Linked DNA regions of Homo sapiens: region 2 is linked to region 1. A link is an interaction called in ENCODE POLR2A ChIA-PET data of the cell type or tissue named here. Cell type or tissue: MCF 10A. All regions are shown on one strand.

The links. Peaks named below come from ENCODE experiments on the same cell type or tissue, not always from the same donor. Only the 100,000 strongest peaks of a DNase experiment are listed, where the experiment ranks them.
Region 2: POLR2A ChIA-PET joins it to region 1 with 11 read pairs; 5 of 35 experiments call an interaction of 5 or more read pairs at or near these places.

What each region holds. Positions count from the first base shown.
Region 1 is chr5:131,160,768-131,168,767 of GRCh38, reverse strand. It overlaps HINT1 (histidine triad nucleotide binding protein 1), which reads left to right and starts at 3,512. Exons shown (of 3, transcript NM_005340.7): 1 at 3,512-3,673; 2 at 6,092-6,196. The coding sequence starts at 3,563. RefSeq lists enhancers at 3,143-3,192, 3,463-4,122, 4,123-4,783 and silencers at 3,343-3,392, 3,403-3,482, 3,693-4,332. In MCF 10A, a CTCF peak has its summit at 3,497; DNase peaks (open chromatin) are centred at 3,447 and 4,137.
Region 2 is chr5:131,309,668-131,317,667 of GRCh38, reverse strand. It overlaps CDC42SE2 (CDC42 small effector 2), which reads right to left. Exons shown (of 5, transcript NM_001375635.1): 2 at 1,524-1,692. Among named protein-coding and RNA genes, the nearest start is that of CDC42SE2, 50 kb to the right of the region's middle. RefSeq lists a silencer at 5,117-5,338 and an enhancer at 5,079-5,887. In MCF 10A, no CTCF peak of the experiment used is centred here; a DNase peak (open chromatin) is centred at 4,817.

The DNA.
Region 1 (8,000 bases):
AAGGAAGCAGAGTCAGGGAGAAGTTTGAAGATGTTCTGCTGCTGGCTTTGAAGATGGAGGAAGATGGAGGAAGGGGCCACAAACCAAGCAAGCCTCCTCTAGAAATTGGAAACGGTGAGGAAATGATTTCTTCCCTAGAGCATCCAGAAGGAATGCACCCTTGCCAACACTTGATTTTAGCTCAGTGAAACTCAATTTGGACTTCTGACTTACAAAATGCTACCTGTTTTTGGCTCCTTCCATTTTCTTTTCCTTTTTTTTTTTTTTTTTTTTTTTTTTTTGAGAAGGAGTCTCCTACTGTCGCCCAGGCTGGAGTGCAGTGGCATGATCTCAGCTCACTGCAAGCTCCGCCTCCCTGATCTCAGCTCACTGCAAGCTCCGCCTCCCGTGTTCACGCCGTTCTCCTGCCTCGGCCTCCTGATTATCTGGGACTACAGGCGCCTGCCACCACGCCCAGCGAATTTTTTATATTTTTAGTAAAGACGGGGTTTGACCATGTTAGCCAGGATGGTCTCAATCTCCTGACCTCGTGATCCGCCTGCCTTGGCCTCCCAAAGTGCTGGGATTACAGGCGTGAGCCACCGCACCTGGCCCAACTCCTTCCATTTTCAAAGCCAATAATGGAGCTTTTTTTTTTTTTTCGAGACAGAGTCTTACCCTGTTGCCAAGGCTGCAATGGCATGATCTCGGCTCACTGCAACCTCCGCCTCACAGGTTCAAACGATTCTCCTGCCTCAGCCTCCCGAGTAGCTGGGATTACAGGCTCCTGCCACCATGCCCAACTATTTTTGGTATTTTTAGTAGAGACAGGGTTTCACCATGTTGGCCAGGCTGGTCTCAAACGCCTGACCTCATGATAGCCCACCTCGGCCTCCCAAAGTGCTGGGATTACAGTCGTGAGTCACCACACCCGGCCGAGCATTTTCAAATCTCAGACTCTCACCTCTGCCTCTGTGGTCACATCTCCTTCTCTTACTCTCACTCTTCTGTGTCTCTCTTTCACTTACAAGGGCTGTTGTGATTACTTTGGGCCCACCTAGATAATGCAGGAACCTCCCTATTCCAAGATCCTTAACTTAATCACATCTACAAAATCCCACTTACCATGTAAAGTAACATATTCACAGGCTCCAGGGATTAGGACATGGGCATCTTCTGCCTAGCACACTGAGTTTGCGTGATGCCAGTCAATAAGGTTGAAATGGAAAGAAATGAGGTAGAAGCAGCAGCAATGGGCCTGATCACACAGGGCCCTATAAGCCAAGGTAAGGATGTTGGATTTTATTCTGTGATGTTATACACTAGCATATTACCAGCAGGAGAGTGACATTATGATTTATATTTTATAAAGATCATTTTGGGTGCTGTGTGGCAAATTAACTACAATGGAAGCAGATAGGTTATCCAACTAGGAGCCTTTCAAAGTACTCCAGGAAAGAGATGTTAGTAGCTTGGATTAGAGTAGTGGAGATAGAGGAGATAAGTGATTAGATCCTTGGTGATGTGTGTTGAAAGTACAGAGAGAAGGTTTAAGGATGATTTCAAGGCTTTTTGGCTGGAGTGACTGGGTGAATGGTGGTACAGCAGATACAGAATCCTGCAAAAGGAGGTTTTGGTTTGTTTGTTGTGGAGGGAGTCAAAATAAAATTGCAGTGCCTGGTAGCCATCTAAGTGGAGGTGGTCAATAGGCTGTAATGTATGTCACAGACCAGTCTGGAATTAAGGGAAGAGGTAGGTCAAGAGACAAATACTTGAGAGTCACTACTCTATAGATGGTAAAGCCTTCAGATGGAATGAAAGCTGACCATGTTATTTATTATCCAAACCAGCACACATTTTTTTATTTTGACAATTTCAGACACATAAAAGTTGCAAGAATAATACATAGAATTTGCATATGCCTTTCAGTCAGATTCTCCAAATGTTAACATTTTATTGTAATTGCTTTATCCTTTTCTATTTCTCTAATTACCTATAGACAGACACTTTTTCTCTGAACTATTTGAAAGTAAGTTGCGGACATGATACCCATAGCCTTAAATACTTCAGTGGGTTTTTCCTACAAAGACATTCCCTTGTATCAGTAGTTCTTAAAGTATGGTTCCCGGGCCAGCAGCAACTGTATCACCTGGAAAGTTAGAAACCTAACTTGTAGGGCCCCACCCCAGATCAACTGATTTTGACAATTTTTCTGTGGTTATGAAAGGAAATTAACATGACTTCAAAACTATTATCTAATTTATAGGCATTATTTAGATTTTACGAATTGTCCCAGTAATGTCTTTGATAGCAAAAGTACCAAATGGACACTTTTGAGATTAAAGGCAACCACATTCAATAATTTTGCCAAGACAAGGGTAGTAATGTAATCATAAAAGGCAGCTGAGCTCACATCTGTAATCCCAGCACTTTGGGAGGCTGAGGCGGGTGGAACACCTGAGGTCAGAAGTTTGAGAACAGCCTGGCCAGCATGGGGAAACCCTGTCTCTACTAAAAATACAAAAATTAGCCAGGTGTGGTGGTGCGCGCCTGTAGTCCTAGCTACTTGGGAGGCTGAGGCATGAGAATCACTCGAACTCGGGAGGCAGAGGTTGCAATGAGCCGAGATTGTGCCACTGCAGTCGAGCCTGGGCGACAGAGCAAGAATCTATCTAAAAAAAAAAAAGGCATTGAGGAGGTATACTTTTTCTTAATACGTACACTTAGAGGTCTGGTATGATAACTGTAATTGTCTATAGGATTTTATAAATGGATGTCCTTAGTGACCTTGACAAGAGGGAAATGGACTCAAAAATGAAAGATAAGAAAGCAGACATGGTATGTAGAAAACTTCTTTATAAAACGAGCAAAGATACGGAGGGGGATGTGGGATTAAGGAAGGTTTTTTTTTTTAAAGTGGGTCATTTTATTAATACATTATGTTGATTGCTGCTGGGAAAAATTCTTTGCAGAGCAGTCTAGGGAGGTTTACAAACTACTGATGCCTGGGGCTCATCTCCAAAGATTCTTATTTAATGGATCTGGGCTGCAGCCAGGTTCACGGGGATTTTTAAAAGCTCCCCAAGTGATCTTAATGTGTAGTCAAGATTGAGAACCACTGGTAGAGAGAGAAAAAAACTCTGTTGAAGAGAGGACTTAAAATCTGCTGCAGCAGCAAGACCTTAAATAATCTAAGTGCTAAGTTGCAGCCAGCACCACTTAAATTATCAAATCTTGTCAGTTACAGTATCCAACTTTCCCTACAAGCATCCATAGGCAGACGAAGGGTTTATACCAGTAACTGCATTCCCCAGGAGACAAGAAAGGAGGATAGAAAAACGACTTAGGAATCTCCTTGGAGCTCAAGACCAGGAACTTCCCCAAGCCGGAGGTCCCTGAGGCGCTCTAGCGCGCTGGCCGCACTCGCAGCCCAGGTCGCCAGTGCGCACGCGCAAGATTAGGTGGGGCGCCAGAGCCGGGGCACCTGCGCAGGCTTGGCTGCGCCCTCTCGCGCCGCACGCTCTGCGGGTTCCTCCCTTCTTCCGAGCCTCTCCTCTGGCCGCCGCGCGGGAGAGAGGCCGAGATGGCAGATGAGATTGCCAAGGCTCAGGTCGCTCGGCCTGGTGGCGACACGATCTTTGGGAAGATCATCCGCAAGGAAATACCAGCCAAAATCATTTTTGAGGATGACCGGGTAGGTACTGGGCACCACCTCTCTCGCCTGCTGAGGTGGGTATCGTCCGCGGATCCTCGGGTTTCTCGCGGAGGGAGAGGAGGGGTCGCGAGTGTAGCGGCGACGGGAGGGGACCTGGCTGCCCTGGTCCAGCGGGCCCCCAGCCAGCGGACAGGGCCCGGGCACTCCGAGGCGGCCTGCCGGCGCGTGCCGGCGCTCCGGTTACTCGTTATCTGCCCCGGGCGCGGGCCAGGCCGCCGGGCGCCCTGAGTGCCGCACCGCGGGGCCTGGGCGCGTGTCGGGGCGCACTGGGGCCCCCGCGTGGAAGCCCGCCGGTTCCCCGGCTGCCTCGGACCTTGCCTGTATCAGGAATCTCGAAATCTCGCCAGCGCTCTGCCTGACAGAGAGAAACCCGATCGCGCCCTGACTCAGGCCCAATCTCCGCGATCTCCCGCGCACAGCCGGCCTGCCAGGGCCCGGCGTTCCTGGGCGCTGCTCAGCAAGGCATTGTGCTCGAGGGCCCCAGGGGCGCTGGGAGGTGCGCGGGCCGTCTGGGCCTGCCGGCTTCCTCCGCGGGGTGCGGCTTGCCACCCTCACCCCTACCCCTATCCCTATCTCCACCCCAAGGCCTACCCTGGGCTAGCGAGGCGATCTCCTGAGATAAGAAGTGGGCCCGCGTCTGGGATTTGCTTTCCGTTGACCTCTCCCGCTGAACATTTTGGACTTACAAACAGCTGAATGATTCTTTTTGTATTCAACAGGAAGTAATTTTATGCCAAGAGACTAAGACTGTAGTTTTTGTTGACTTCTTGTAGGTGAAATCCCAGTTGATGTGACTTTGAGATATCTTGTGTAAATTATTTAGTGGCCAGTTGTATTTTTGGGATTGGATCTCAGATAAAGCTGGGCAGATTGGCTGATTTAGATAGAACAAATTTTGTAAACAGTTTTGTTAAATTTAGGAAATATAAAATCTAAGAAAAACATTTATTCTACTAATGTCGGTTAGATTCAAAACGTTATCAAAAATTTAATTAGGTTCCTCTAGGTAAATTAAAAAAAAAAATACTTTGTCTCTACTCAGGGGAAATTCTTTGGTTTTAGAAAAAATATTTCTTTTTAAAGTTCGCAGTTGCCTTTGAGAAATGGTTCTTGAAAAATTTACATTTGAACCACCGAAGTCCAACTGTAGAACGGCAGGAAGCATTCTAAATGAATCAGCATTTTGTAGGGAGTACCCAGTAGAATTACTCCTGAGACAAATAAGTGTGGATGGGTTTTATTAAAACAGCTTTCACTTCAGCAGTGAGCAAGAGATTCGAAAATATTCATGTCATATGTGTATTTACAGACACTGTTTTAAATAATTAGTCTAAATGCTAAAGAATATCATATATATACTCTTCAGCTTTACACAAAAGGATAGGTATATTTCTTAAATAGTTGAGTAAAGTGAGAATAGATATTAATCAAGTATCAGACAAATATGTAGTTACAAAACTGATTGCTATCATAAAGAAAAAAAAAAAACCAGGAAATTGCACAACTAGGACTCTGACCTGGGAGTAATGGGACGGGGAGGGCAATCAGAGGTTTTTTTCTGTTTTTTCTTTTTTCTCCCAGAAATCATGTATGTGCTGGGAATGGAATGGCGGAATGACTAGCAGTTTAAATTAGACGGAAGTTGGGGTTTGGAGGGGGAGAGGATCATTGAAAAAGCTCTGAGGGCAGAGAGCTCAGAAGGCCAGTTCCATGTGAAGACCTGCAGGAGATCTGGAGAGGCAGGCAAGGATTAGCATGGCCAATTTTTATGCATTCATTGGCTCCCAGTTTAAATGTCACTGCCTCAGAGTTGTTCTTAAACACTTAATCTAAATCAGGCTTTTCCTGTAATGATCATTCATATTTTTCCTTTGTAACATGTATGACCTTTGGTGATTATACTTTTAAAGTTGGTCTTCCCATAAGACTTCCATGGAGTCCGGGTGCAGTAGCTCACGCCTGTAATCCCAGCACTCTGGGAGGCCGAGGCAGGTGGATCACCTGAGGTCAGGAGTTCGAGACCAGCCTGGACAACATGGTGAAACCCCGTCTCTACAAAAACACAAAAATTAGCTGGGCATGATGGCACGTGCCTGTAATCCCAGCTACTTGGGAGGCCGAGGCAAGAGAATCACTTGAACCCAGGAGGCGGAGGTTGCAGTGAGCTGAGATCATGCCATTGCACTACAGCCTGGGTGACAGAGTGAGATTCCATCTCAAAAAAAAAAAGACTTCCATGGAAAGGACCACGGCACCATTCGTAATGTGTACACTTCTGTTTTCTTAGCATCTAGTGCCCTCCATGTAGTTACTGCTCAGTAAATACTTGTTGAAATAAGTTTTATCCTACCAATATACTAAAAGTTTGATTTATTTATTTATTTCTCTTTTCCCTAGTGCCTTGCTTTCCATGACATTTCCCCTCAAGCACCAACACATTTTCTGGTGATACCCAAGAAACATATATCCCAGATTTCTGTGGCAGAAGATGATGATGAAAGTGTAAGTACATTTCTAACATGATTTATTTTCTTGCTTTTTAAATTGTGAGATTAATTTTGTCCTTAAAGTGCTGTCACATTTTCATCTTCCTAAGGTCATTACTAAGGAAAAACCAGAAAAACCATTAGGACTTCAACTGCCCAGCTGTTTTCCAAAGTTACTGCATCATTTTGTATCCCACCAGCAATGAATGAGCGTTCCAGCTTCTCCGTATCCTTATCAACACTTGCTATTACCTTTTTTTTTTTTTTTTGAGACAGAGTCTTGCTCTGTCGCCCAGGCTGCAGTGCAGTGGCACTCGGCTCACTGCAAGCTCCACCTCCCTGGTTCACACCATTCTCCTGCCTCAGCCTCCCGAGTAGTGGGACAACAGGCGCCCGCCACCAAGGCTGGCTAATTTTTTGTATTTTTAGTAGAGACGGCTTTCACCATGTTAGTCAGGATAGTTTCGATTTCCTGACCTCGTGATCCGCCCGCCTCGGCCTCCCAAAGTGCTGGGATTACACGCGTGAGCCACCGTTCCTGGCCTATTATATTCTTAAAGTAAGCTAGAGAAAAGGTTATTAAGAAAATCATAAGGAAGAGAAAATATATTTACTATTTATTAAGTCGAGTGAATCATAAAGGTCTTCATCCCTGTCATCTTCATGTTGAGTAGGCTGAGGAAGACGAGGGGTTGGTCTAGCTGTAGCTGTCTCAGGGGTGGCAGAGGCAGAAGAAAATTTGCATATGAGTAGACCTGCACGGGTCAAACCCATGTTGTGCAAGGGTCAGTTGTATTTACTTGGGGATACCTTTTTAAAGTGAGACATTATTTCTGAAACTTAGAAACTTCAAGGCATTAATTTTTAATTCAATATATTTGTACAAATCACAGAGTTCAAAGATTAGAGCGAGTACTTAATGGTAAAATACCGTCTTATATGCAATAACATTAAACCCTCAGAATACATTTTTTTCTTTTTTTTTTTTTTTTGAGACGGAGTTTCGTTCTTGTTGCCCAGGCTGGAGTGCAATGGCACGATCTCGGCTCACCGCAACCTCTGCCTCCTGGGTACAAGCGATTCCCCTGCCCTCCTGAGTAGCTGGGATTACAGGCATGCCATCACGCCTGGCTTATTTGTATTTTTAGTAGAGATGGGGTTTCTCCATGTTGGTCAGGTTAGTCTCGAACTCCCAACCTCACGTGATCCACCCGCCTCAGCCTTCCAAAGTGCTGGGATTACAGGTGTCAGCCACCACGCCCAGCCCCAGAATACAAATTTTTAACATTTAGTATAATTAGACAGTCATGGCATTTTAAGGTCAGAGCTTCTTACTCAAATGCAGCTCTTTTCTGTAAGGACAATAAAATGTTAATTTTTACTCAGTTAACATTCTAAATTAGTGTTTTAAGGTCATCTCTTTTACTTAGAAGACAGTTGTTGGCCAGGAAACGTTTACTGAACCAGCTTTAAAACCGTGCTAATTCATAATTAAATGTTGTGACCAATATAGGTATCTGCTGTACAAAATTTTATATAGATGCTCATCAACTTAAGATGGGCTTACATGCTGATAAACCCATCATAAGTTGAAAATATTGTATGTCTGTTGAAAATGCGTGTAAGACACCTAACTTACTGAACATTATAGCCTAGCCTAGTCTAACTTAAGCTTGCTCGGAACACTTAACGTTAACCTACAGTTGGGCAAAATCATCTAATACAGAGCCTATTCTGTAACAGAGTGTTGAATATCTCATGTAAGAGTATTTTACTGCATATCACCAGTCTGGAAAAGGATCAGAATTCGAAGTATGGTT
Region 2 (8,000 bases), 150 kb before region 1:
TAGAAAGAAACATTTATATCTAGAGCCAGGTCAAAAAAAAAAAATGATTTGTTTCACAGAGCTTTAAAACATAAGCAACTAGATCATCCATCCTATGGCCCAAGATCCCTCTTACTACATCACCGCCAAACTTCCCTCCACCTCCCCCAAAACACACAGTCCTAAGAACAGAGTGGGGATGCACACTTTAGGGAATCTTTCTGTGAATGTGCATTCCAAAGCCAAATACAAATTATTCCTGAATTATGCTTCTTACTATTGACGTCCCTCATTCCTATAATTATCACAGAAAATAGAAGGCAAACTATTCTGTTTTTATAATGAAGAAGAAAGTGAAATTCCATTTATTAGATTGAAAGCCAATACTCAAACATAAAGGAGAGAACCTGGTTCTGACGGTAAAGTTGGACAAAAACAAAAGGCAACATTGTCTGGAGTAGAACTAACCACTTGAACATGTGTTACATACTGGAAGTCTTAAAGAAAAAACAAACTTCACTCATAATCCTAGAGGGAAGCAGTGTGGGTAAAGAAAAGGATGTGAATTTAAAAAAAAAAATCTCTGTAATTATTAGATTCTACGGATTGGTTTTTCAAATACTTATCAAGTAATTCAGTTAAGCAAACATGTATTGATGACATCATTAAGAAGTATTAGAGTCAGATACAATAGGAATATAAACATACCCCTTGACTTCATAAAGCTTGTAAGGGGCTACAAAGAACATGATCAAGTAGAAATGTGTGCGACACTAAAAAACATGGCTTTGAGTAATCAAAAAAGGAAGAAACCAAATAAATCTAGATAATTTCTATAGCAAATAACAGGAAATCTCAAGGCAAAACTGCTTAAACAATAAGAAAATTCAGATAGAGAGGCTATAGGCATGGTAAATGGAACTCTAGTTCTACTTTTCTCCAGTTCCCTTGGTTCTCCCTCCTTCACATAAGGCACCACCTTCAGGCTACTAAAAAGATGGCTCCAGCACTTCCACACATCACATCTACGTAATATCAGCTCTGCGGAGAAGAGGGACCATCTATTTTCTTCCTTTTCACAAAAGCAAGAAAGATTTCCCCAAAAGCCTCTTGCAGATGTCCCTTTTGTCTCTCATTGGACAAAACTGTTTCTCATGTCCATTCCTAAAACAATCACTCCCAAAGAGAATGAGACCTACCACAACTAAGATTAAAATGGATGCTGGTAACTATCATGACCATCATTTCAGCGCTGGCTGAATATTTCAAATACAGTATTTCAGGCCTCGGACTGAAGAACAAATAATAGAGAAAAATGCCTAGGCAAAGGAAAGGATGTGCCTAACTGGAAGAAGCAAGCCAAACTCTGAAATCAGACATTAAACATGATGTTAGGGATAAAGAATTCCCTTAAACTGCACTGCTGTCCTCCTCTGTAATATAAAAATTAATGTCAGCAAATGCTAAGAATGTAGAAGTAGTCATCCTCTTTTTATGGAAAGGGTTTAGGTTATTTAATTATCAGTGGAGATTATCAGACTTACCACTCCTCAGCAATGGAGTAACACATTCAGCTACTTCTGGGTTAAGAACATTCCATATTATGCATACAGATGACCGCAGATTCACTGTCAGTAGTTATTCCTTGCAGATTTCTTCTCATTTGGGTTCCAGGTTTCACTCAAAAATTCACACACTCAAATCTGGCCCTATCTGCAAATGAAAGCATGCAATTAGGAGGCAAAAAGCTACAGAGAGCAATTCCCCCTCCCCCATCTATAATTAACTGATCCATATAAAGACTGAACTCAAACACTAGGCTCACTAAGCACCATGTTTAACCTAAGCAACCTGCATTTCAACACCATAACGTGCTTATTATACACAGTTAACACACTTTTCCCACCATATAAATTTATTGTTGCTTCCACATTATATCTACCCACCGGGCAGAATCCAGCAGACAGATACCTTTGGTGGACCCACACTAGGTTGGTCTGCATGGTTAAAGGATAACTGCCTACATTTATAAATCAGGACTTTACATGAAAATCCAGATTTTGGACCTCTCTTGAAAAATCAGAATATCTGGCAATACTGGCCCCACATTCCCATATGGAAACAATCTTCTGGAGCTGATTAGCAGCTAACTAACCCTGTGGATGGGACTCTGCAGTTCTCCACAGAAGTCGCCACTCTCCTTTATGTTACAACCTGGCTCACAATTACTTGTCTGTACCCTGCAGACATCTGAGCTTGCAAACTCTGCTACGTATTTCTAATAGCTCCCAGGGAACATTTTAGTATTGTCACAGCCAAGCATGTTTCTCTGCCTTGAGGATATAATATAGCATAAGGGGATAACAAACATGGACTTAAGAGTCAGAAGCTGAAGTTCAAATTCTGCAAATGACTAGCTGTGTGACCTCAGGTCTGTTTTTAACCTAAGATATAGTTCATCTAAAAGCGTCCAAATAAACCTATAAGCCTTAACACAGTAGACAAAACACGCCTAAAATCTAACGTGTCCAACCTGAATTGACAATACTAGATACACTGCTTCCTCAGTCTTCGTCATCTCAACAAATCACACCATAATCCATATATTCCGCTCAAGCCACAAACATAAAGTCCCACATACTCTTCCTTGTCTCCCAAAGCCATCACCAAGGCAACTGGCTCTTCCTCCAAAACACATAACTTGAACAGATTCTTAGAATTCCAGTCATAAAAACAAACAGCAATTCATCCTTCATAATCAATTACTTTGCTGAAATTGCCTATAAATTTAACACCTTAAATAATGGTAGCTTGAAGTGTCAAGGTTCCATATTATGAAGAATACTGGTACTTCATTAAAGGAAAAATGAATTTCATTAAAGGAAAAATGAAAACCATTGGGGTTGCTTAATCTCATTCCTGGCAAGACATTGATATTAATTTTATAAACTTACACATTTCTTCAACTCTAAACTGACAGTGAACTAAGAGGCTATGCTAACTCTGATAACGAAATTAGGAAAACCAAGACTACTATTAATAGAATAAATAAGTCTAGGAAGGTTGCAGGATCAATACTCAAAAACCAAGATTAATACTCAAAAATCAATTCTATTTCTATAGAACACTTGTACAAAGAATAATCAGAAGCCAGGCACGGTGGCTCATATGTATAATCCCAGCACTCTGGGAGGCCAGGGTGGGATGATTGCTTGAGGCCAGGATTTTAAGACCAGCCTGGGAAACACAGGGAGACCCTGTCTCAACAACAACAAAAAAAATGTTTTAAGTTAACCAGGCATGGTGGAGCATGCCTGTAGTCCTAGCTACTCAGGAGGCTGTGGTGGGAGGATTACTTGAGCCCAAGAGTTCGAGGTTACAGTGAGCTATGATTGTGCCACTGAACTCCAACCCCGGCAACAGAGCCAGATCCTGTCTCCAAAAAAAAAAAAAAAGGACAATCATTTAAAAAATAATTTCATTTGTAGTGTAAAAGTATGAATTATGAAGAAATTATCAAATTATGTGCAAAAACAAATAGAGAATAATATTATGTTCATAGATCAATGAAGTCAATGATGTTAACATGTCAATTCTCCCCAATTTGATCAATATAGTCAACACAATTCTAATAAGAATCCCAGCTGACCTTTTTGTAGAATAAACTGGCATGTTTATTCTAAAATCCTACAGTTTAGTCGGGCATGGTGGTGCACACCTGTAATCCCAGCTACTCGGAAGGCCGAGGCAGGAGGATCGCTTGAACCCAGGAGACAGAGGTTGCAGTGAGCCAAGATCATGCCACTGCACTACGGCCAGGGTGACAGAGTGAGACTCTGCCTCAAAATAAATAAAATAAATTAATTAAATAAAATCATATGGAAATGGCAAAGAGCTAGATCAATCAAAACGGCTTTTAAAAAGGGCAAAAATTTTGGAAGCCTTATACAACCAGAATTCAAGGTTTATTATAAAGCTACAAAAACACTGTACTAGTAGGCAGAGAGACTTAACAGGTCAATAAAACAAAACTGAGAGTCCAGAAATACAACTACACACATGTAGTCAACTTATTTTCCATAAGGGTACAAAGGCAATCCAGCAGAGAAAGGATAGCTTTCTCAACAAATGAAGCTGGAACAACTGAATATTCATACCGCATGCCAAAATTAACTCAAAATCAATCACAGACCTAAAGGTAAAACCATAAAACTTCCATAAAATCTTTGTGGCCTTATCTTGGGCAAAGATTAGTAAACTAAAACACAAAAGCACAATCCACTTAAAAAAGACAAAGTAATAATTTCATTCAAATACTAATTTCTGCTATTTGCAAGACACTGTTAACAGAATGAAAGATAAGCCTCAGAAATAAAAGGCATCCAAACAGAAAAGGAAGAAGAGAGGGGCCAGGCGCGGTGGCTCATGCCTGTAATCCCAGCACTTTGGGAGGCCGAGGCAGGCAGATCACGAGGTCAGGAGATGGAGACCATCCTGGCTAACATGGCAAAACCCCGCCTCCACTAAAAATACAAAAAATCAGCCGGGCGTCGTGGCAGGCACCTGTAGTCCCAGCTACAAGGGAGGCTGAGGCAGCAGAATGGTGTGAACCCGGGAGGCAGAGCTTTCAGTGAGCCAAGATCACGCCACTGCACTACAGCCTGGGTGACAGAGCAAGACTCCGTCTAAAAAAAAAAAAGAAAAGAAAAGAAAAAGAAAAGGGAGGAGGAGCCAAGATGGCCGAATAGGAACAGCTCCCGTCTACAGATCCCAGCGTGAGCGACACAGAAGACGGGTGATTTCTGCATTTCCATCTGAGGTACTGGGTTCATCTCACTAGGGAGAGCCAGATCGTGGGCGCAGGTCAGTGGGTGCGCACACCGTTTGCAAGCCAAAGTAGGGCGAGGCATTGCCTCACTCGGGAAGTGCAAGGGGTCAGGGAGTTCCCTTTCCTAGTCAAAGAAAGGGGTGACGGACGGCACCTGGAAAATCGGGTCACTCCCACCCAAATACTGTGCTTTTCCGAGGGGCTTAAAAAACAGCGCACCACGAGATTATATCCCGCGCCTGGCTCGGAGGGTCCTACGCCCACGGAGTATCGCTGATTGCTAGCACAGCAGACTGAGATCAAACTGCAAGGCAGCAGCCAGGCTGGGGGAGGGGCACCCACCATTGCCCAGGCTTGCTTAGGTAAACAAAGCAGCCTGGAAGCTCAAACTGGGTGGAGCCCACCACAGCTCAAGGAGGCCTGCCTGCCTCTGTAGGCTCCACCTCTTGGGGCAGGGCACAGACAAACAAAAAGCAGTAACCTCTGCAGACTTAAATGTCCCTGTCTGACAGCTTTGAAGAGAGCACTGGCACTCCCAGCACGCAGCTGGAGACCTGAGAACGGGCAGACTGCCTCCTCAAGTGGGTCCCTGACCCCTAACCCCCGAGAAGCCTAACTGGGAGGCACCCCCCAGCAGGGGCACACTGACACCTCACACAGCAAGGTACTCCAACAGACCGGCAGCTGAGGGTCCTGTCTGTTAGAAGGAAAACTAACAAACAAAAAGGACATCCACACCAAAAACCCATCTGTACATCACCATCATCAAAGACCAAAAGTAGATAAAACCACAAAGATGGGGAAAAAACAGAACGGAAAAACTGGAAACTCTAAAAAGCAGAGCGCCTCTCCTCCTCCAAAGGAATGCAGTTCCTCACCAGCAACAGAACAAAGCTGGACAGGGAATGACTTTGACGAGCTGAGTGAAGAAGGCTTCAGACGATCAAATTACTCTGAGCTACTGGAGGACATTCAAACCAAAGGCAAAGAAGTTGAAAACTTTGAAAAAAAATTTAGAAGAATGTATAACTAGAATAACCAATACAGAGAAGTGCTTAAAGGAGCTGATGGAGCTGAAAACCAAAGCTCAAGAACTACGGGAAGAATGCAGAAGCCTCAGGAGCCGATGTGATCAACTGGAAGAAAGGGTATCAGCGATGGAAGATGAGATGAATGAAATGAAGTGAGAAGGGAAGTTCAGAGAAAAAAGAATAAAAAGAAACGAGCAAAGTCTTCAAGAAATATGGGACTATGTGAAAAGACCAAATCTACGTCTGATTGGTATACCTGAAAGTGATGGGGAGAATGGAACCAAGTTGGAAAACACTCTGCAGGATATTATCCAGGAGAACTTCCCCAATCTAGCAAGGCAGGCCAACGTTCAGATTCAGGAAATACAGAGAACGCCACAAAGATACTCCTTGAGAAGAGCAACTCCAAGACACATAATTGTCAGATTCACCAAAGTTGAAATCAAGGAAAAAATATTAAGGGCAGCCAGAGAGAAAAGTCGGGTTACCCACAAAGGGAAGCCCATCAGACTAACAGCGGATCTCTCGGCAGAAACCCTACAAGCCAGAAGAGAGTGTGGGCCAATATTCAACATTCTTAAAGAAAAGAATTTTCAACCCAGAATTGCATATCCAGCCAAACTAAGCTTCATAAGTGAAGGAGAAATAAAATCCTTTACAGACAAGCAAATGCTGAGAGATTTTTGTCACCACCAGGCCTGCCCTAAAAGAGCTCCTGAAGGAAGCACTAAACATGGAAAGGAAAAACTGGTACCAGCCGCTGCAAAATCATGCCAAAATGTAAAGACCATCCAGACTAGGAAGAAACTGCATCAACTAACGAGCAAAATAACCAGCTAACATCATAATGACAGGATCAAATTCACACATAACAATATTAACTTTAAATGTAAATGGACTAAATGCTCCAATTAAAAGACAGACTGGCAAATTGGATAAAGAGTCAAGACCCATCAGTGTGCTGTATTCAGGAAACCCATCTCACGTGCAGAGACACACATACGCTCAAAATAAAAGGATGGAGGAAGCTCTACCAAACAAATGGAAAACAAAAAAAGGCAGGGGTTGCAATCCTAGTCTCTGATAAAACAGACTTTAAACCATCAAAAATCAAAAGAGACAAGGCCATTACATAATGGTAAAGGGATCAATTCAACAAGAAGAGCTAACTATCCTAAATATATATGCACCCAATACAGGAGCACCCAGATTCATAAAGCAAGTCCTGAGTGACCTACAAAGAGACTTAGACTCCCACACATTAATAATGGGAGATTTTAACACCCCACTGTCAACATTAGACAGATCAATGAGACAGAAAGTCAACAAGGATATCCAGGAATTGAACTCAGCTCTGCACCAAGCAGACCTAATAGACATCTACAGAACTCTCCACCCCAAATCAACAGAATATACATTTTTTTCAGCACCACACCACACCTATTCCAAAATGGACCACATACTAGGAAGTAAAGCTCTCCTCAGCAAATGTAAAAGAACAGAAATTATAACAAACTATCTCTCAGACCACAGTGCAATCAAACTAGAACTCAGGATTAAGAATCTCACTCAAAACCGCTCAACTACATGGAAACTGAACAACCTGCTCCTGAATGACTACTGGGTACATAACAAAATGAAGGCAGAAATAAAGATGTTCTTTGAAACCAACGAGAACAAAGACACAACATACCAGAATCTCTGGGACACATTCAAAGCAGTGTGTAGAAGGAAATTTATAGCACTAAATGCCCACAACAGAAAGCAGGAAAGATCCAAAATTGACACCCTAACATCACAATTAAAAGAACTAGACAAGCAAGAGCAAACACATTCAAAAGCTAGAAGAAGGCAAGAAATAACTAAGATCAGAGCAGAACTGAAGGAAATAGAGACACAAAAAACCCTTCAAAAAATTAATGAATCCAGGAGCTGGTTTTTTGAAAGGATCAACAAAATTGATAGACCGCTAGCAAGACTAATAAAGAAAAAAAGAGAGAAGAATCAAATAGACCCAATAAAAAATGATAATGGGGATATCACCACCGATCCCACAGAAATACAAACTACCATCAGAGAATACTACAAACACCTCTACGCAAATAAACTAGAAAATCTAGAAGAAATGGATAAATTCCTGGACACATACACTCTCCCAAGAC